Regions from separate parts of the Homo sapiens genome. Here all the other regions are linked to region 1. Evidence: read pairs that join two places in POLR2A ChIA-PET (ENCODE). Cell type or tissue: K562. All regions are shown on one strand. Region 1 overlaps BCR (BCR activator of RhoGEF and GTPase). Region 2 overlaps RSPH14 (radial spoke head 14 homolog). Region 3 overlaps RAB36 (RAB36, member RAS oncogene family). Region 4 overlaps LOC105372948 (a long non-coding RNA gene).

What was found. ChIA-PET counts read pairs that join two places held together with the same protein. Peaks named below come from ENCODE experiments on the same cell type or tissue, not always from the same donor. Only the 100,000 strongest peaks of a DNase experiment are listed, where the experiment ranks them.
Region 2: POLR2A ChIA-PET joins it to region 1 with 6 read pairs; 3 of 35 experiments call an interaction of 5 or more read pairs at or near these places.
Region 3: POLR2A ChIA-PET joins it to region 1 with 6 read pairs; 7 of 35 experiments call an interaction of 5 or more read pairs at or near these places.
Region 4: POLR2A ChIA-PET joins it to region 1 with 6 read pairs; 2 of 35 experiments call an interaction of 5 or more read pairs at or near these places.

What each region holds. Positions count from the first base shown.
Region 1 is chr22:23,248,572-23,253,571 of GRCh38, forward strand. All of the region lies in intron 1 of BCR (BCR activator of RhoGEF and GTPase), which reads left to right. Among named protein-coding and RNA genes, the nearest start is that of BCR, 71 kb to the left of the region's middle. RefSeq lists an enhancer at 531-1,056. In K562, no CTCF peak of the experiment used is centred here; DNase peaks (open chromatin) are centred at 322, 1,094 and 2,136.
Region 2 is chr22:23,117,225-23,122,224 of GRCh38, forward strand. All of the region lies in intron 4 of RSPH14 (radial spoke head 14 homolog), which reads right to left. The region is part of intron 2 of GNAZ (G protein subunit alpha z); the gene reads left to right. Among named protein-coding and RNA genes, the nearest start is that of RSPH14, 22 kb to the right of the region's middle. RefSeq lists enhancers at 1-219, 4,788-5,000. In K562, CTCF peaks have their summits at 2,559 (motif pointing left) and 4,019; DNase peaks (open chromatin) are centred at 810, 1,988, 2,332, 3,384 and 3 weaker places; H3K27me3 peaks cover 4,809 bases.
Region 3 is chr22:23,154,778-23,159,777 of GRCh38, forward strand. RAB36 (RAB36, member RAS oncogene family) reads left to right here. Exons shown (of 11, transcript NM_004914.5): 6 at 1,191-1,255; 7 at 3,215-3,266; 8 at 4,121-4,202; 9 at 4,386-4,476. It also overlaps a transcript of RSPH14 not described here. Among named protein-coding and RNA genes, the nearest start is that of RAB36, 12 kb to the left of the region's middle. RefSeq lists an enhancer at 1,215-1,820. In K562, CTCF peaks have their summits at 1,763 (motif pointing right), 2,243 and 4,862 (motif pointing right); DNase peaks (open chromatin) are centred at 981, 1,721, 2,244, 3,094 and 2 weaker places; H3K27me3 peaks cover 5,000 bases.
Region 4 is chr22:22,834,055-22,839,054 of GRCh38, forward strand. LOC105372948 (a long non-coding RNA gene) reads right to left here. Exons shown (of 4, transcript XR_938047.2): 3 at 4,515-4,608. It also overlaps IGL and the pseudogene IGLV3-7. Among named protein-coding and RNA genes, the nearest start is that of MIR650, 14 kb to the left of the region's middle. In K562, no CTCF peak of the experiment used is centred here; no DNase peak of the experiment used is centred here; H3K27me3 peaks cover 2,854 bases.

The DNA of each region.
Region 1 (5,000 bases):
ATGAAAGAATAGATTTGCAGAGTTCTGGGGTTGGGTTGCTAAGCAAACTGCCTGGAGAGAAGAGGGTTTCAGATTTCACTAGGCCCTCCCTCTTCCACACCAACCCTGGGCTGTCTGCACTGGACTTCCTCTCCCCAGCCCCACTCCTAGTCTGGTTCCTGGTTCAGGTGAGCAGCAGCCAGATTCCATGCCCCCACCTTCTACCTTCTAGTGTTTGGGTTCTGCCTTGGATAAAGCTTTGCAGGAAGGATGTGGCTGATGAGACCATCAACCTCAGTCCTGCCAAGGGTGAGGCGGCCCAGAGAGGTTTTTCCACTGGGTATTCCTGGTACGGGGGCAGGAGCCAGGCCTCCCAATTGGTTCTGGCTCTTGGGAGATGGTGGCTTTCAAAATGCCAAATAATGTACTTTATCCTCAAGAGGAAAGGGCCTTGGCTGGGCATGGTGGCTCAAGCCTATAATCCCAGCACTTTGGGAGGCCGAGGCAGGAGGGTTGCTTGAGGCCAGAGTTTAAGATCAGCCTGGACAACATAGCAAGACTTTTTCTCAAAAAATGTTTTTAAAAATTAGCTGGGCAGGCCAGGCACGGTGGCTCACGCCTGTAATCCCAGCACTTTGGGAGGCCAAGGTGGGTGGATCACAAGGTCAGGAGATGGAGACCATCCTGGCTAACATGGTGAAACTCCGTCTCTACTAAAAATACAAAAAAAAATTAGCCAGGCGTGGTGGCGCACGCCTGTAGTCCCAGCTACTCCGGAGGCTGAGGCAGGAGAATGGCGTGAACCCGGAAGGTGGAGCTTACAGTGAGCCGAAATCGCGCCACTGCACTCCAGCCTGGACGACAGAGCAAGACTCTGTCTCAAAAAAAAAAAAAAAAAAATTAGCTGGGCATAGTGGCATGCACCTGTAGTCCCAGCTACTTAGAAGGATCCCTTGAGCCCAGGAGTTCACAGCTGCAGTGAGCTGTGATCACTCCACTGCACTTCAGCCTGGGTGACAGAAAGATCATGTCGCTGAAAATAAAATCACGGGTGGGGGGTGGTGCTTTGTGTACTTAGGGGAGCTCAGGTGTGAAAAACTGCGTTTTGAAAAAGCAGGTTCCTGTGTGCTGGTTAGAATGGGGGGATGAGGAAATTGAGGGGCAGTCCTCCCCACACCATCATTTGCCTTGGAGCAGACTGGAAGAGTCAGCAGAATGAGGGGCAACAAGTATGGATTGGAGTGATCTGGGTGAGCTGAGGCAGGGGCTGAAGCCCTCATATGGAACGTGGCAGGGATGAGCAGGCCATCTGGAATCCAGACTTAAAAGCATCAGTCACCCAGACATTGATTTGAGATCTCTGCAGAGGGGGAAACGGCTGGGGTTTCAGCCACTTGGAGTGTCCTAATTCCCCAGCAGAGTCTGGCCGTGAGACCTAGTCTCTCTGTCTCACCTGGCGGGGTGATGTGTCCACTTCAAAGTCTCACTGGACACAGGCAGGCAAACCCTCACCGGGCACTTGATTCTTGCACCAGGTTTTAGCGTGGACGTTGCTAAGCCAGCATGTGGCTTCGCACATGTGGAGTCTTACAGTTACTCTGAAGCAAGCCCTGGGACCCCGAATCTGACCCCGAAGTTCTTGCTGGGCTGACTCCCTACTCGGTGTTGACTTGACCTTACACGGGAGTCAGTGTAGTCATGGGCTCGGAAAGCACTCAGATAAAAGGTGCTCCACCCAGTGATGAAGAATGTGTTGATGTCTTAAGATCGTCTTCAGATAAACAGCAAAACCGTTGGTTAAAAGCTGGTCTAACCCACCTTATTTTGTTGTTGTTTGTTTTGTTTTAGACGTTTCGCAGCCTGAAGCTGTGGTTTTAGTCTCTTTCTCTAGTGATAAGTGGAAAAGAGGGATGAGGAAGGGGCTTTGCTGGCCCGACCAAAAACAAAACTAAGAACCCATGAGTGTATTCTCTCCCTTGGGCACTTGGACACCTCTGCTAGAACATTTAGTAGACGCTGACAATTCCAAGCTAATGTAAAAGCCAAGTCTGGAGGGTCATGGGGTGGGAGACTAGGGTGAGGAAGTTGTTAAAGGAGGCCAAGGGGATGGCACGGCCTTCATCTAATAGTGACAGTAGCATTTTAGAGCTAGAGGGTCTTTATCCATTGTCTAGTTCACATGCATGATTTTAAAAAAGGAAGCTGAGGCAGGAGGATTGCTTGAGCCCAGGAGTTGGAGACTAGCCTAGGCACCTTAGCGAGTCAACGTCTCTGTTAAAATTAATAAATGAAGTCAAGAAAGGTGAGGCATGGGCGGCCTCAGTGACCTGGACTAACTCACAGAGAGGTAGCAATGGGGAGGGCCAGAGCCTCGCTTCTGAGGGATTACACCACAGCTCACTTCCCCCACCCAAAGGCCAAAGGAACTGAGCGTTAATAACCAACATAGCGATCTTGGTACCTGGAGCCCCCTCGATGTCCCATGGATTAAGGAGACCAGATTCCTCCATACAGCTTGTTGAGGGACTTGGTGGGTGCCCCTTGCTCTTGGGGTCTTCCTACTTTGGCTGCTATGCTCAACCCAGACCCAGCCTCTTCCTGGAATTCTCCTTTCAACACGCACAGAGACAGAACCCGGCCCGGACTTTGCAGCCAGTAGTTGTGTGCAATCACCTGGGACAGTGCTGCAGGTCAGCAGCCGGCAATGCTAGACACCGGGTTGGGGTCGCTCAGCAGGTCTAAGCCCTGGCTGCCAGCTAGATTCCCCCAGGAAGCCCCTATAGCTTCGGATTCAGCAGGTCTGTGTGGATCCCGGTGAAATCGTTTTCAAAGCCTCCCAGGTGTTGCCGACGTGCAGCCAGGGCTGAGGACACCTGTTAGAGGGTGCTGAGTCCTGTGGGACGAGAAGTGGAGAACCTGGGAGAGGGAGAGGCAGAGGTGTGCAAGGAAGCCGGAACTTCGGCCACCTGCACCCACAGCTAGTGGCAGATCACTCCAGACACACGGCTCTCCCCGGCCTTCCACGTGGAAAGGACTGACAACAGTCTCCACTTCAGGATTGCTGGGTCAGTTGCTCTGAGTGCCTGAGGGCAGCCCTGTGCCCACCCAGCCTGGGTGTGTGTGGTGGCAGTTGTAAACTCCTGAATGAACACCAAGGTCACCTCTGCTGGTAACCTTTGGGCAGGGCTGCTTACAGGTGACTCATGGTGAGAGTGACGTCACCCCATCAGGGTGAGCTCTCAGAAGTCCCATGGGCCTCAAAGTCCCCCTTTGGAAGGAGTGGAGAAGGGATCCTCACATGAGCCATGGATTGGGCCAGAAGATCCTTGTGGGTTGACAGTGGTCATGATGAGTCCACTGGCTTAGAAAACTCAGGCTGAGAACAGGCCATGGAGGAGCTCCAGATGGCTAAGGCCTTGGAAACACGTGTTGAGCTTTGTCATTCAGCCTGGGAGGAAGGGAGTGATTATCTCCAGGTGCCTCTGGGAGGAATGAATTACTCTGTATAACCAGATAGTCCCAACAGGCAGGGGGCCTCTTGTAGGATAAGCCACTCTGTCCTCCTGCGGGTACTCACATTGGGGTAAGGGTGGTCTGGGATTTCGACAGACCTGCTGGAAGGTGGTCTATGACTCAGCCAGAAGCTGGGCCAGACTGGGGGATGGGGGAACCTGTAGCCCCAGTTCCCTGGGCTGGCATCGGAATAGCATGGTAGGACTCGCTGCTCATGGTGGACAGAACTTGCACCCCAGCCAGCATGCTGGCCTGTGCTCCTCACCCCATCAGACCCCATGGGCAGGTGTGCAAGGTGCAAGGACCGTTCCTGACATCAAGACGGTAACGGTAACATTTTGGGTTTCCCTTTCTTTTTCTTTTCTTTTCTTTTTTTTTTTTTTTTGAGACAGAGTCTTGCTCTGTCACCTAGGCTGGAGTGCAGTGGTGCAATCTTGGCTCACTGCAACCTCCACCTCCCAGGTTCAAGCGATTCTCCTGCCTCAGCCTCCTGAGTAGCTGGGATTACAGGCACCTGCCACCATGCCCACCTAATTTTTTATAGTTTTAGTAGAGATGGGGTTCACCATATTGGCCAGGCTGGTCTCGAACTCCTGACCTCAAGTGATCCACCCACCTCGGCCTCCCAAAGTGCTGGGATTACAGGCATGAGCCACTGTGCCCAGCCAGGGTCCCCCTTTCTATAGCAACCCAACCCCCCTGTATGGGGGAGAACCAACTGTTTTCTCTGTACACAAGCTCAACGCAGAACACTTATGTGACCAAATGTAGGGGTTTTTCCCACACCAAGCAGTTCTCTGCAGACACCAGCTGGGTGTCCTACAATTTCAACTCAGTTTTGACATTGTCTACCTGGAGTTAGCATCAGATCCCACTGTTAAGGGCTCAGCTCCAGAAGACTGCCCCTAACGTCAGGTGTCAGTAGCAAGTCCAGGTTATCTATTGGCCGTAAATTGGAGGTTCCTACAGCCCCCTCCTTGAGTTTGATCACTTGCTGGAACGGCTCAGAGAACTCAGGAAAATAACTTACTAGCTGACTGGTTTTTAATACAAAGATACAACTCAGGAACAGCCATATGGAGGAGGTGCACAGAGGAAGGTCTGTGGGAAGGGGTGCAGAGCTTCCATGCCCTCTCGGGGCACTGCCACATTTTCAGCAACCTGGAAGCTCTCCTAACCCTGGCCTTTTGGACAGCCCTCATTGTGTAGGCATGATTGATTACGTCACTGGCCATTGGTGATCAACTCAACCTTCAACTGTGGGTCTTCCCCAGAGAGTTGGGGGTGCCAACTCTCTAATCGTGTGGTTGGTTCTCCCGGCAACCAGCCCCCTTCCTGAGGCTATCCAGGAGCCCCAGCCACCTGTCATTTACTAGCACACATAAAGACATGTATTACTTTGGAGATTCCAAGGGTTTTAGGACCTGCATGCCAGGAAAGTAGAGGGTGGGATATGCAAAGATCAAATATACATTTCTTAAGTCACAACCCCCTGCCAGGGGCAGACG
Region 2 (5,000 bases), 130 kb before region 1:
GACTGGCCTGATGGGGAATGAGAGGGGCTGAGCCAGAGGTGCCGACACGGTATGTTTTAAGTAAGGTCCAGGTGGCTGCAGGCGGGATGGAAACACATCCACCATTCATCACATCGGCCATTGCATCTCCAGGCTAAGGGGCCACAGGAGCCTCCCAAAGAGCCAGGCTGACCTGGGCCCTGTGGCCAGCAAAGAAGTGTTGCTGGCTGAATCCCCATCTGCAGCATCGAGACCTCTCCCACTCCGTCCGGCTGAGCTGGCCCTGCATTTGGGTAGCCTTCCCTCAGCTGCCTCATGCTGGGACAGAGGGAAGCAGGTCTTCCGATGAGACCTCGCAGGTGAGAGGACGTCCCAGTGCCAAGGCGAATCACAGTGGGTGTGGCGTGGAGAGGGCCCACTGGGGTGCCAGTGGTAGCCACAGGGCAAGGCCCAGCAGCTTGGGGTTCTTCCCGTGTCAGCACCTTTGTGCCTTCTCACAACAGTCCCAGCATTGTACAGATGAGGAAACTGAGGCCCAGAGAAAGGAAATGACTTGTCCAAGGTGCAGCATGCACCGGCAGTGAGTAAACCCCAGACCCTGTGTTCATGGCCAGGGACATCTGCCCCTTTGTGTCACCAGGAGAACCTTGGTGGAGAATCAGGAGTGAGAGGCCTCACCACCCCCACAACTAACCAGGCGCAGGCTCCTCTCCACTCCCTACCTTGCCCCGGCCGCTGACCTGGGAATGTCCTTCCAGGTGCCGGACCTGGTCTGGCCAGCAGTCTGGCAGCCACGTTCAGGGGAAATACCCCAGACCCGCAGGCCAGCAAGCTGGAAGCCCCTTAGGGATGGGCTGTCAGCTCCCCTGCTGTAGTGAGAAAGCCACGGCCTGGGGCAGAGTCCCTTCCACAATGGCAAGTCTATTTGGACCTGTCTGAGCAGGAGCTCTCTTCTCACAAATGGCCAGGAAATGACTTCCACACCACCCCAGGGACTGCATCCAGCTGCCTGGTGGCTGAAGGCCTGGTTACAAATCACCTCACCATTCCCCGACGCCAAGCAGTGAGATTCCCACCATTGCACAAGCTTCTCACAGGAACTGTCTGCTCCGTGTTATTTATATAAATAAATGTGCAGACAAACCCCAGCCTCCTAGAAGGCGCCATCTTGCTGGTAAGCAGGCCCTGGAGAGAGCAGGATGGGCACTGGAGCCCTGGGCTGGCATCACAGCAGTGAATGGTGGTGTGTTTCTGCCTCCCTCTTCCCCGCCCCGCCCCACCCCCCGCGGCTGCCTTGGCAGCCATAGAGGTGAAGGCAAGGAGGGCTTCTTGCCAGAACAGGACACTGTGGCAGTTGGAAAATACCAGGCTCTCAACTGCACCCTGGGGAGTCAGCCCCTCTTGAGGCCTTGGGCCCCATATGTGAAGTGAGGAGCCCTCCCCCTTGCCATGGGGTCATGGTTGGCAGAGGCAGCTCCTCTGAATCCAGGGTCTGTCAGGCTGATGGAGGAAGTCACTGCAGGACAAGGGGGTGATGCACTACCATGGGGCAGGGCCACATGACTCCAAAGCTGCATCCAGCTCTACCCCAGTGGCCCACAGGTGGGCTGCAGCAGGACAATGTTTAACCCTGCCAGGCCAGGGAGGGCAAAACCCCATGCAGGCCAGGCCAGGCCAGGAAGGAGAACAGAGCCACATCCACCAAGGGCAGGAGGACCCAGGGGAGCCCACAAAGGCCAGATGGGTGCAGGAGGCACAGCCAGTCATGTTTTGCAGGGTGAGCAGAGCATGGACAGGTCAGAGGGCTATGAGGCCAGGCCCTGGAGGCCAGCAGAAGGCATGCTGGGGCTTCTTGCTTCCCATATGCATGCTTGAGTCACAGTTTCCAGAGCTACAGCTTCAAATAGACGGCTCTGTTTTCAGTGGTGGTGATTTGAGTGTCAGGATGCCGCTTTGCCCACCTGTCTGCACTCCAGGCTGCAAGAGTGCAGGCACCGCTGTGACACAGGCTCCCGAGGTCACCAGGCAAGCACCAGGGCCCAGGCTGGGCACTAGGTCAGAGGACAAGACTGGGCTTCTGGCCTGGCAACACCTTTCCCCACTGCCTCCTCTGCAGTTGATCTTTCAGACCCAAATATGAGGCTCTTCTCTAGGTTTGGCCTCCTCTCATCAACTTCAGCTGGTCAGGGTCCTGACTTTGTAACCGTCTGTGGTTCTTCAGCCTCCCGCTCTGTCTTGTCCCCCATCTCTGAGAGCTGCAGGCCTCTGGTCTAGGAACAAACCCACGATGCAGCTCCTGCCTCACTTGCTGGTCCATCAGCACCACACTGCCAGCACCACACTGTCCCATGCTGGGCCCTCTGACCTTCTTTATAGCCTTCCTGTTCTATAAAGATTACAGGATGGGCACCCACCATCTCCTAAGCTTCACCTCCTACTAGGGTGGAGCCCATGTGCAGTGAAGGCTCAGCCTGCGTCAGGGACGCTGGGATGGAGTGAGGCGGCAAGCTCAGGTGCTTCCCACGCTCTGAAGCTTCCTGTCTGAGCCCGGAAGTGAGGTATGTGGTTGGTGCCTCCTGCAGGCTTTCCTGACTCCTGCCAGACAGGGCCCAGCCAAGAAACAAGACCAGGAAACCAGGCGTCTACACAGAGATTTTGTTATTATTTGAGGCCCATCATCTCCTCGGTGCCCACTAAATATTAGTCAGTGTGGTTCCCATGGTTTGTCTCAAGGAATAGAGGAAACCAGGAAGCCTGAGCCTGAAATGCCTGCAAAGCAAGGGGAGTCCTGGGCACAAGCAGGGGCCTGAGCTGAGGGAAGGGCCCACACTCGGGAGATGTTTGTCTGTCCTGATGAGGCTGCCGCAGTGGCGGAATCCTGATAAGAGTGTACTGTGAGGCACCGTGCCCACCTCCAGCTGCCTTGTGAGATAAGTACCTGAGTTTCCATGACCTCTAAGTCAGGAACAGGAGGCTCAAAGAGGTGTCCAGGGTCCCCAAGGTCCACTGAGAGGCATCAGCAGGGAAGCAGTTTAGACACCATGGAAGGGGCTCCTAGTGCATTGGGACAGCTTGACTCACCCCAGGACTCACGGGGGCCACAGTCAGGAGTGTTTCATGGCGTTGGACAAGAAGAGTGGCTGCCTTGGCCTTGGAGAGAGGGGGTCCACGTGGTCTATCGGCCCCTCCCACTGCTGCCAGCTGAGCTCTCCCTACACACAGGTGCCCTGCAGAGGACCAGTCTGGTTTAGATCTGAGGCTTCAGATGACCAGTACACGTGAACTGTTTCCGCATCAGTGAGGTGGCCCTCCTGCTCCTCCTCTTACCTAAATTCCACTGCCTGCCCAGGAGGTGATGGGCTAAGCTGGGTATTAAAACCATCTCAACTGTCATCCCCAAGTGACCCATCAGGGCTCAGAGAGGCAGACCCAGGCCTAGCACCCACTCTGTGCTTGTCCCCTCACCCTTGAACCCCCAGGTCCATACCCTGCTGGTGGCCAGATCACGCCCTTCCCAACCCCGGAGGAAGCCCCCTACCCCAAAAGGACCCTGCCATCCCTGCCTGGCTCTATTCCTGCAGCCCCAGGACTCCCACCTCAAGCTCCATCACCTGGCATGAGAGCTGATGTGGACTCAGGGCGCGCTCAGCAAGTGTTTGCTCAGTAAATTAATAATACGTGCTAATGGTCATATCTGTTATTTAACTGATGCAAAATTTGGGGTCAGAAGCATAGCCCCCAATTACAGCATCATTTCTATGAGAAATGACAGCTCTGTTACCACAGTCCTCTATGATGTGGCTTCCAGGAATCCATTAGAGCTAATTACTCCCTCAGCAGAATGTGACATTCCTAGACCACCACTTATCTCACATTTGGGAATGTGCAGCCAGGTTCACTGCGGAGGCGCTGGCTCCTCTCTGCTCTGCTGGGGATGAGATCTTGTGTGTTGCTTGTCTCTGCAGAAAGGCCAGCACCCCCATCCCCAGACCTGAGGCTGCTCACTCCTCAGGACTCCTGTTATTCCGAAGCTCATTCTAAAGAAAGAGCAAGATTGGTTTGGAAAAACAGTCTTCCAGGTGGAGTGCAGGGTTCCAGGGTAATGACGGGTACCTCTGGGTATCCTTCCTTTCTCTGCACAGATGCTGCCAGAGCTGTTCCTCAGAGAACTCAGGGGCTCTGGAGAGCAGGGTTTCTATGCAGCATCCTCCTGGGCACCCCTGCCCTCAGGCAGCCTCCTTTGGGCCCACCCTGTAGGAGCAGCAAGCCAGAGCACCTGGTTGTGGGGCTTGGAGCACATATCCTGCCTCTCTGTGCCTCAGTTTCTTCATCTGTAAAACAGGAGTGGGCAGATGTGAGAACAGACTGGCAGCTCGTGTCCAGCTGTGGTTACCAGCGTCATTGTCACTGCAGTCATTGGTGATGCTGTTGCTTCGTGCCTGAGTCATCACTACCAGCTGCAGTTACCACTTGCATTACCACGGTCACTGGTGATGTAGTCTAGTCAGAAAAGTTCCTTTTTTTTTTTTTTTTTTTGAGACAGAGTCTCGCTGCGTCGCCCAGACTGGAGTGCAGTGGCATGATCTCGGCTCACTGCAACCTCCACCTCCCGGGTTCAAGTGATTCTCCTGCCCCAGCCTCCCAAGGAGCTGGGATTACAGGTGTCTGCCACCATGCCCAGCTAATTTTGTTGTTGTTGTTTTATTTTTAGTAGAGATGAAGTTTCACTGTGTTGGCCAGGCTGGTCTTGAACTCCTGACCTTGTGATCCACCTGCCTCAGCCTCCTAAAGTGCTGGGATTACAGGTGTGAGCCACGGCGCCTGGCCAGAAAAGTTCTTAAATCCAAAGCATCAGATCTAAGCCAGATTGGTTCCAGATTTTTGATATTTTGCTCATTGAGTTTATCTTAGAAGCAGGGGTAGCTTTTGCCAGCAGCAAATTCCAGGTAGTTACTCCTTTTAGAAGTTAGAATTTATTCATTTTGCAGGGAAGTGGTGAACTGGGGAGTCAGACAAGAGCA
Region 3 (5,000 bases), 94 kb before region 1:
ATTAATGAAAGAATGAAGCCCAAACTTCTGTGTCATACTGGATCACTTGAAAAAAATTCAGACCATGACCGGGCATGGTGGCTCACACCTGTAATCCCAGCACTTTGGGAGGCCAGGGCGGGTGGATCACCTGAGGTCAGGAGTTCGAGACCAGCCTGACCAACATGGAGAAACCCCATCTCTACTAAAAATACAAAATTAGCCAGGCACAGTGGTGCATGCCTGTAATCCAAGCTACTTGGGAGGCTGAGGCAGGAGAATTGCTTGAACCTGGGAGGCAGAGGTTACAGTGAGCCAAGATCATGCCATTACACTCTAGCCTGGGCAATAAGAGCGAAACTCCACCTCAAAAAAAAAGAAAAAAATCAGACCATAGATGTCTTGTTTGTGACTTGTCTACTTTGCAGTTTACTGAGAAAAGTTCAATTTTGATCAGTTGACCTCAAAAAGCGATGGATTGGGGAACAATTTTCCGACTCAGCCCTGCATAGTGACTACCTGCCTTGTTCTAAGCCAGGGCAGGTAGATCTCAGTAGGTGCTCTTTCCCCTCTTCTAGACTGTGCCCATGGCAGACATCATTAATCGATTGTTGTACTCTTTTCCATGGAGCCAGGGCTTTGCTTCTAATTTCTTCTCACTACTGTGCTCCAGAGAGCTGGAGCTAACTGCTGAGACCCACCTATTGCTCCAGTGTTAGGTATCTCCAACTCCTACTTTGGGACCTGCAGTGTGGAAGGTGAAGCAATGACCCAGTCACACCCATCACCCAACCAAGTGGCAGAGCCACTGCTGGAGGCCCCGCCTGGAGCCCCAGTGCCATTCACAGAGCCTTCTCTACAAGTGGACTGCTACATCTTCAGAGCGAGTCATGTCTTGGGCCGTATGTTCCATTTTAATGTCTCAGTCAGAAGGGAGTGAGCTGCAACTCCATCCATCCAGGCAGCAGAACAACTAATGCCACACACCCCCATCCACTAGGAATGAGAGAAGTCCACTGGGGGCACCCTAGGAAGAGATCATAAGGAGCTGGGGGTAGGGACATCTGGCTCACAACAGGCACTTCCTGAAGCCCATGCAGCTGGCACAGGCCCTTAGGGTCTCCCACCCATGGTCCCGTAGCCTGTTGGCTCAAGACACTGTGATTGTGTAGCCTGACACCATTTCCCTTTCTTTCTCACCCACCTCACAGCTGGGACACAGCTGGGCAGGAGAAGTTCAAGTGCATCGCATCTGCCTACTACCGGGGTGCCCAGGGTGAGCAACATGCCACGTCGGGGCTCAACTGCATGCAGCAGCGGGGTCCCTGCCGGGCTCCACAGTGGGAATCCCGAGTTCTCTGCACAGGCACCAGTTTTTTGTCCTCCAAGACCCACTGAGAAAACACCAGGCCACTGCTTGGGAACAGGGAAGCTGCCTTCATCCCCAGGCACTGGCTGACTTTGGCGATCACACCCTTTAAGGACCCTGTGGTAGTGGGTGCTGGCTTTAAGTCTCAGCCCCAGTTTCAGCTCATAAAGATGCTCAGAGATGAAAGTGCTTTTCCAGAGGCTCAGAGAAGGGCAGCACTGGACTCCAGGGGGAGGTCGGAGGAGGCTTGTCCTGTCTTAGCAGAGGGGGCTGGGCCAGGGAGTAGGAGTGAAAGGGGGACCACGGGAGGACTGGGAGGCCCCAGGTGGGGGCCAGCAGGGCCGGATGCTCACCACTTCCATGGCCAAGGGCAGCCAGGTGGTGCTGGGCAGGGCTCACCGTCAGCAGGGGGCGGCAGCATAAGCTCCGGATGCCTACCCCACCTTCCCAGGAAGAAGACAGAAATGGATTTCAGTGGGAGATGTGAGAGAACCTCAAAAGTATCCAAAACCAGACTCAAATTATAAGGCACCGATATGTCTACTCGGTAGTGGTGAAAAAGTTACAACATTTTCTTTTAGACTTAAAAGAAGCAAAAATAGGAAACAAACCAGGCAGCCCTCAGCCGTGGGTTGGAGCTCCAGCTCTGCCCTGGTCGCATGGCCTCCTGCACCCTTCGCCTCTTCGGGCCTCTCCTTGAAAGGATGCTTCTCCCCTGGGAATAAGAGGTGCGAGGCGCCTGGCCCACCTCTCCACATGGCAGCCTGGCTGCCGTCATCCCTTTCCTCAGTTTCCCCCTTCCTTTCTCTTCCCATCTGCCTTGGGAGGGGCGTGGGTCTCCCTGTAGCCTTCAGCCAAGGTGCAGAGGAAGCCCCTGTCCGGCCCTGGTCACACCCCTGGGGGCAGTAGAGAGCATTTGCCTGGAATGTTCTCCACATAGGGCTCCCCTCAGGACCCCAACAGGACCGGGGTGCGGCCAGTGATGAGAGGAGCTGAGGGCCCAGGCTGCATCTCCCGGTTTTCTGCCCACCTGGCTCCCCGGAAGTTGTTTCGCTAAAGCAGGTTGTTGCTAACCATCACTGCTGTAGCTGCTGTTGGTTGAAATGAAAGTTGGCCCTGGACTAACAGGTTTTTTTTTTTTTTGAGCCTGAGTCTCGCTTTGTAGCCCAAACTGGAGTGCAGTGGCGCAATCTCGGCTCACTGCAAGCTCCGCCTCCCGCATTCACAACATTCTCCTCCCTCAGCCTCCCGAGTAGCTGGGACTGCAGGTGCCGGCTACCACACCCAGCTAATTTTTTTGTGTGTGTGTATTTTTAGTAGAGACGGGGTTTCACTGTGTTAGCCAGGATGGTCTTGATCTCCTGACTTAGTGATCCACCCGCCTCAGCCTCCCAAAGTGCTGGAATTACAGGCATGAGCCACAGCGCCTGGCGACTAACAGCTTTTTAAAACAGCTGCTCTTGTTTAATCCTCACAGCAACCCTGAGAGCTACAGGTCTCGTCCTCGCCATTTTACAGGTGGGAAAACTGAGGCTCTCAGCAGTTAAGGCCCTCACCTGAGCTCCCTTAGCCGTAAGTGGCAGAGGGTGTCTGACGCTAAAGCCCATGCGCTCGCTCCACGCCTACCTTGTCCTGCCTCCCTGGATCCCACACTGAGGCTGGGCTGCCGGGTGCAGGCTGGAGGGTCCCGGTGGGGGACAGCCATGGGGTGTTTCCTCCTCAGCCTTCATTGTAGGAGGTTCCGGTGCTGAGTGCCTGGTTGGGGGGCTGCCCTGGCAGTTCCTTGGGAGCTGGGCACCTCCTGGGGAGCCCCCTTGCTCGCCTCGCCTGGCACTGATTGGCTGTTGGCTTTTTCCGGGTGTCTAGTGATCATCACGGCCTTTGACCTCACTGACGTGCAGACCCTGGAGCATACCAGGTAAGTCTGGGCTCTCTGGCCCCTGCAGTCTCCCTGGGCTCAGGAAGCTGCCTGGAAGGGCTCCCAGACCCTGGCCAGTGGACCCTGACCCCGTGGTGGGTGTGAGTGACCAGGGCCCCTTGTCAGAACCAGCTGCCCACGGACTACTTACTGTCCAACTGCCTTTATCGCTTGAGATTTGTCCCTATTCTGGAGGAGCCAGCACATGAGTGTGAGCCCAGCACAGCCACCCCCAGGCACGTGCTCAGAGGGGCCCCAACCTGCTTTAATACACTGCCTTTGCCATGTTGCAAGTCCGGATACTTTTTGAATGAGGTGCCCCACGTGTTCAGTTCACTGTGGGCCCTGAAAACTGTATAGCCAGTCTTTGAAGTGACATGAATTTGGCACTTGCAGTCTTGAGAAGAGAGAATTGGCAATGTGACCCATTCAAGAGGCTATCCTACTTCTGCTGGGAATCGGCCAGCTACTAGAGCAAAGCCCTCTCACCTTACCTTGGTCTGGGGCATTCACACCCAGCAACTTCCAAACCCCGTGAGGGAGGCGGGGGTGATGGTTCTAGTTGATAAACATGCAGGGCTCATGCAAGGTCTCACCGGGAGAGGCCAGAGGTGGGGCCAGGAGGGGTCTTCACCACCTCCAGCCAGTGCTCTGGTATTCCCACCCCTTTGGGTCCAGCCAACGCCCTTCCGGCTGGAGGTGCAGCATCCTGCTCAGCCAGTGTGGGCCAGGAAGCCCTCCTTGTCCCTCCCAGCCCAGCACTTCAGCCCTGGGGAGGTCCCAAGTGTGCCCTCTGCCCCCTGTTTGGGGTGGGAGGATGGGTGAATCTCTCAGCCTCTCTCCTTACACTCCAGGCAGTGGTTGGAGGATGCTCTGAGGGAGAACGAGGCAGGCTCCTGCTTCATCTTCCTCGTGGGAACCAAGAAGGACCTTCTGGTGAGCAGAGTGGCACTGGTGGTCTGGGTGGCCCTTGGGAAAATGCCTCCCCTTACAGCCCTCATTGGAGGAGCCATGGGGAGGGAGGGAGGCAGCACAGTGGGAAGCAGGCAGCTGCCTATCCCCCTGGGCCTCCCTGCAGGAGAGCCGGGACGCTGGGTCAACAAGGGCCATTTCTCCCAGTCAGGGGCCGCATGTGAGCAGGCCGAAGCAGACGCTGTGCACCTGGCCAGGGAGATGCAGGCCGAGTACTGGTCAGTGTCGGCCAAGACTGGTGAGTGGGCCAGGGCTGTCACCATGGTGGGGCAGAGCCCTGCTCTTGGGCCAGTCCTGTGGGGCCTGCCATGCAGTGTTTCCCTCTGTAGCCAGTCGTCTGTTCCCTCTGTGGCCCTGGTGCACACTGGCATCACAGCCCTGCTGTGCTGGTGCCTGGCAGCACTTTCATTGCCTAAGAGGAGCTGCGTCATCTCTAGAAGGAAGCTGGGAGGCCTGCCTCACGGATGGGGGAATAGTGACCCCAACCCTGTGTCATGCCGTGCTGGCCTGTTCTCCATAACCGGAGAACCCCATAACTACTCATAACTACCCCATAACTACTCATGAGGCACGTTCCATTTTAGTCCTGTGAAGTAACTTCCAGGGCCACAGGGTGGCAGGGCCAGGATCCAAACACACCCTCACCTGTAACCACTGCACTATCCTGCCTCTGGCCCTGAAATGCCAGGCATGTGACATCACCTGGCATAGAGAAGGGCCCAGTGACAGGGGCTCCCATCCCTTCCCAGTATCACTGTGGCT
Region 4 (5,000 bases), 410 kb before region 1:
TTTGCTTCTTGCTGGAAGTCCCTGGACTCCTGGAGTGTTCTCAGGGGACCTCTTAACAGGATCTCAAGGGAAAGAATCCAGGGTACTGGATCCACACAATCAACCTCACGGATTTCTGAGTAGGTCATTAACCTATCATGCCTTTAGCGTTATCTCAAATTATACATGGTATCATCTCAACTAATGTCTAAAACAATATACGGCATAGATATCTAAAGAACTAGTGGTACATGGAGGATGGCTTTCTACCTCTGAGCCCTAGAAGGGACTGTGGGCCTTGGTTTGGGGACTCTAATGACTCTAAGTCCCCTGGTAGTGCTCAAGTGCAAAGGGAATGACTGACGCTTTTTTTGAGGCCCCTTCTATTGTGTAAAATTTATTCTGTACTTGTGACACCCACCTGGTCCTTCTTCTGAACATGGGAAATTGCCAAGATGAAGTCTCCAGGCTAACGGCTCAGACAGGAGCTCAGATAAACATGCTGGGAAGTGGAGAGCAAATTGACATTCAAAGCTCCTCCCAACAAGCTTCAAGAAGAGGGTAACACAAGAAGTCCTTGTAACCAGGTTCCACGGGGCAGCCTCAAGCAGAGCTCTTGGAAGTCCCTCCCACCACGGTCTGGGTCTCCTTCTACCTCCTGCCCTTCATTTTCTCCACAGGTCAGAACATCCAGGGAATTCAGGGAAACCCTTTCACTGCTATTTCTCCACAAGCTCCAATCCTCAGGGGCATTCTTTCCAGTTCTCCCGAGCATTCGGCATCATTCATGAAATTCTATGTTTCCAGGTCTCTGTGCTCTGGCTGTGCTAACTCAGCCCCCGTCTGCATCTGCCTCACTGGGAGCCTCAGTCAAGCTCACCTGCACCCTGAGCAGTGAGCACAGTACCTACATCATCAAATGGTATCAACAGAGACCAGAGAGGTCCCCCTAGTATATAATGAAGTTTCACAGCGATGGCAGACACAGAAAGGAGGACAGGATCCCCAATTGCTTCTCGGGCTCCAGCTCTGGGGCTGACTGCTCCCTCACCATGTCCAACCTCCAGTCTGAGGACGAGGCTGAGTATCACTATGGAGAGAGCCACAAGATTGATGGCCAGGATGGGTGAGCCACACACAGTGACACAAAGGGAAAGTGAGGCCAAAACCCCCCACCTCCCCTTTCTCCTCAGGGACTCAGAGTCAGCAGTCACATGTCCCCTTCCAAGTCCCTGAGACTTCTGACTCTCCTCCTGCAGAGACACCCCTAGGCAGAGGCAGATGCAGGCCATGATTTAGGCCATTTTGACAACTCATCATTCTGTCTCCTCAACACCAGTCTGTGGGGACCATACTAGGAGAGACCAGAGCAGCCCAGGCAGAAGGACCCTGAGAGAGTGGCCAGGCTGAGATGACCGTGTCCCAGTGTCTCACTGTGCCCTGTGCTCCCTTACCGGGCTCTGCCCCAGGAAAGGACATGGATCTTGACCTGTCACCCCCCATTTATGAGAGTTCAATGTGTGTGCATCCTCGTTAGCACTTGATATTGTCAGTTTTTCCTTAAAGTCTTTCAGATAGAGCTGTAGCGATATCTAATTATGTTTTTAACTTTTATTTCTTTAATGACTTATTATGCTAAGTATCTTTTCAGGTACTTATCTGTGCTTTGTATGTCTTCTTTGGTGAAATATTTAATCAAATCTTTGCATTTTTAAAATTCAGGTTTCTCAGGTTCACATTTCCTCATGTATTTGTATGAGTTTATATGCATGCATGTGTGTCTATGCATTCCATTCTGTGTGATTTCCCAACATGTATCAGCACAGGTATCCACCACTACAATCAAGACACAAACCAGGTCCATCACAACATTTCCTGGTGTTTCCCTTTGATAATATCTACCTCCTCCCACCCAGTTCCCTCCCTTGCCCAACCCTGGCAACCACTGATTTGGTTCCCTATTCCTAAAATTTTGTCTTGCAAAAACGTGATACAAATACAACCCTATTGTAGTAGACAGACTTTGGGGTTGGAATTTTTTACTTAGCATCATTCCCTATAAAGTCATTGGAAAGGTGTGTGTATCAATAGTCAGTTCCTTTCAATTGCTGAGCAGTATCTCTTGGTATTAGTTTAACAAAACCTGATGAATTACTCACCCACCGAAGGGTATCTGGATTGTTTTCAGTTTGGAGCTACTACACCTGAGGGTGCTACGAACATCAGTTTGTATGTTTCTTGTGAACATAAGTATTCAGTTCTTTGAAATGAAGGTCCAATATTATAATTGCTGTGTCATACACTAATTAGGTCTTTAGTTTTCTGAGAAGCTGACAAACTGTTTCCTGAAGTGAATGTAACATTTTTTTCTGGCCAGTAATGAAGGAATGATCAAATTTCTCTGCTTCTTTGGGAATTGTGTGTTTTTACTCTTTTTTTAGGTAACTATTGTGATAGGTGTGTAGTGATATTCCATTTTTTAAAATTTCGTGTCTCTGATCGTTAATGATGATCACCTTGTCCTGTGCTTATTTGCCATCTGTATGTCCTCTTTGATCACGTTTGTGCCCTTTGCACATTTTCTAATTAGATTGTCTTTTGTTTTGCTCTTAACTGGTATTCAGTGTTGGGTGTTTTGTTTTTTTGAGACAGGATTTTACTTTGTCATTCAGCCTGGAGTGGAGTGATGCAATCACAGCTCACTGTAGCTTGGACTTTCCTGACTCAAGCAATCCTCTTGCCTCAGCCTCCCAAGTAGCTGGGACAACACGCACACACACTGCCTCACTAATCGTTTACAGAATTTTCTTTGTAGAGACAAGATCTCCCTATTTGCCCAGGCTGGCCACGAACTCCTTAGGCTCACGCAATCCTCCCTGCTCAACCTCCCAAGGTGTTAGAATTACAAGCATGAGCCAATGCACTCGGCCGGTTTTCACTGTTCTTTATGTATTTTTTATACTAGTCCTTTACTGGATATGTGATTGGCAAATACTTAATGCCAGTCTGTAGCTTCTGTTCACATCCTCTCAAGAGAGATTTTTGCAGAGCAAAAATTGATGGTTTTGTTAAGGTTCAATTTATCAGTCTTTCATTTCATGACTTGTGTACTTGGTGAAGTCTAAGAATTCTTTGCATAGACATAGATCTTGAAGATTTTCTCCTTTTTTTTTTCTTTTTTTTGACAGAGTCTCGCTGTCGCCCAGGCTGGAGTGCAGTGGCGTGATCTCTGCTCACTGCAAGCTCCACCTCCCGAGTTCACACCATTCTCCTGCCTCAGCCTCCTGGGTAGCTGGGACCACAGGCACCCGCTACCACACTCGGCTAATTTTTTTGTATTTTTAGTAGAGACAGGGTTTCACAGTATTAGCCAGGATGGTCTCGATCTCCTGACCTCATGATCTGCCCCCTTCGACCTCTCAAAGTGTTGGTATTACAGGCGTGAGCCACCGCACCTAGCCGATTTTCTCCCATTTTTAATATAAAAATAATAGTATCGCTGGGCACGGTGGCTCACGCCTGTAATCCCAACACGTTGGGAGGCCAAGGTGGGCAGATCACAAGGTCAGGAGATTGAGACCATCCTGACACGGTGAAACCCCGTCTCTACTAAAAATACAAAAAATTAGCCGGGCATGATGGCAGGTGCCTTTAGTCCCAGCTACTTGGGAGGCTGAGGCAGGAGAATGGCGTGAACCCGGGAGGCAGCGATTGCAGTGAGCCGAGATCGCGTCACTGCACTCCAGCCTGGGTGACAGAGCGAGACTCCGTCTCAAAAAAAAAAAAAAAAAAAACAGATAAATAAAAAATAAATCTGAGAGATGGCTGAGCAATTTCACTGAGTTTCATCATGGAATTCTGGCCTCCCAAACACCAGCATGGCCCCTGTTCCTACAATCTCCTGCTTCAAGATCAACCCAACCCTGCTACCCAGACCAGATGCTAGATGGTCAAGACAGGGCTGTGAGAGCTAAAGAATCTTCAGGGTCCACGATGAATTTACATTGGAGCTTCCTTTTCCACGGATATTCACATCAATAGAGAAGATGACTGAGTTCTTGCCTACCTCTGTGAATACCTGAGACATGAACTGAGATGTGTGTGTGCATATGGTGCGGGCAGCACTTCCTCACTCAATACTAGGGAGAGTGTGAGGAAACTGGATACAGACCTGGAGATAGGGCACATTTTTACACTCTCTATTAAGCCCTGTCCTTCTGTGCTCACCAAGGAGTCACCCAACAAGGCCACAACAGGAAGAGAAGCAGGTTTCTATGAAGAGACTTCTCTTTTTGTGATGAGGGCCCAGGAAGTCCACTGTCTAGCTATGAACTCAGAGGCAGAACTCTGATGCATCTCCACCATGACCTGAATCCCTCTCCTCTACTCACCCTTCCTGCTGTCGGCACAGGTTCTGCCTTCCAGGGCTCAGCCCCATAAGACTAGGGATCAGCCTGGCCCTGACCTTCAGCTCAGCACAGGGAGTGACGCAGTGTGTGGGGCTCTGAGAATGAGACCCTCATCTTCAGACTCACCTCTCCTGTCCTATCTTGTAGGCTCAGTGGCCTCCTCTGAGCGGACTCAGTTGCCTGCAGCGTCTGTGGCTTTGGGACAGAGGGCCAGGATCACCTACCAGGGAGACAGCATAGAATACTTTTATGCAAACTTTTGTACCAGCAGAAGCTAGGACAGGTCCCTGTGCTGGTAATCTATGGTGACAGCAACTGGCACTCAGTGATTCCTGAACAACTCTCTGACTCCATATCAGAGAACATGGCCACCCTGATAATCAATGGGCCCCAGGCTGGAAACAAGGCTATTACTGTCAATCATGAGACAGCACTGATACTCATCTCACAGTGACACAGGCAGACAGGAAAGTGAGACACAAACCCCTTCCCACCTATGTCACCCTCCCCCTCCAACCTCAGGAGGACAGTGGTCAGAGCTATAAGCAGGTCTGGCCCAGTTCACTCAGATTTGAGACCCCCAGGCTGCCCTTCCCTCCAGCCTTCCAGGCA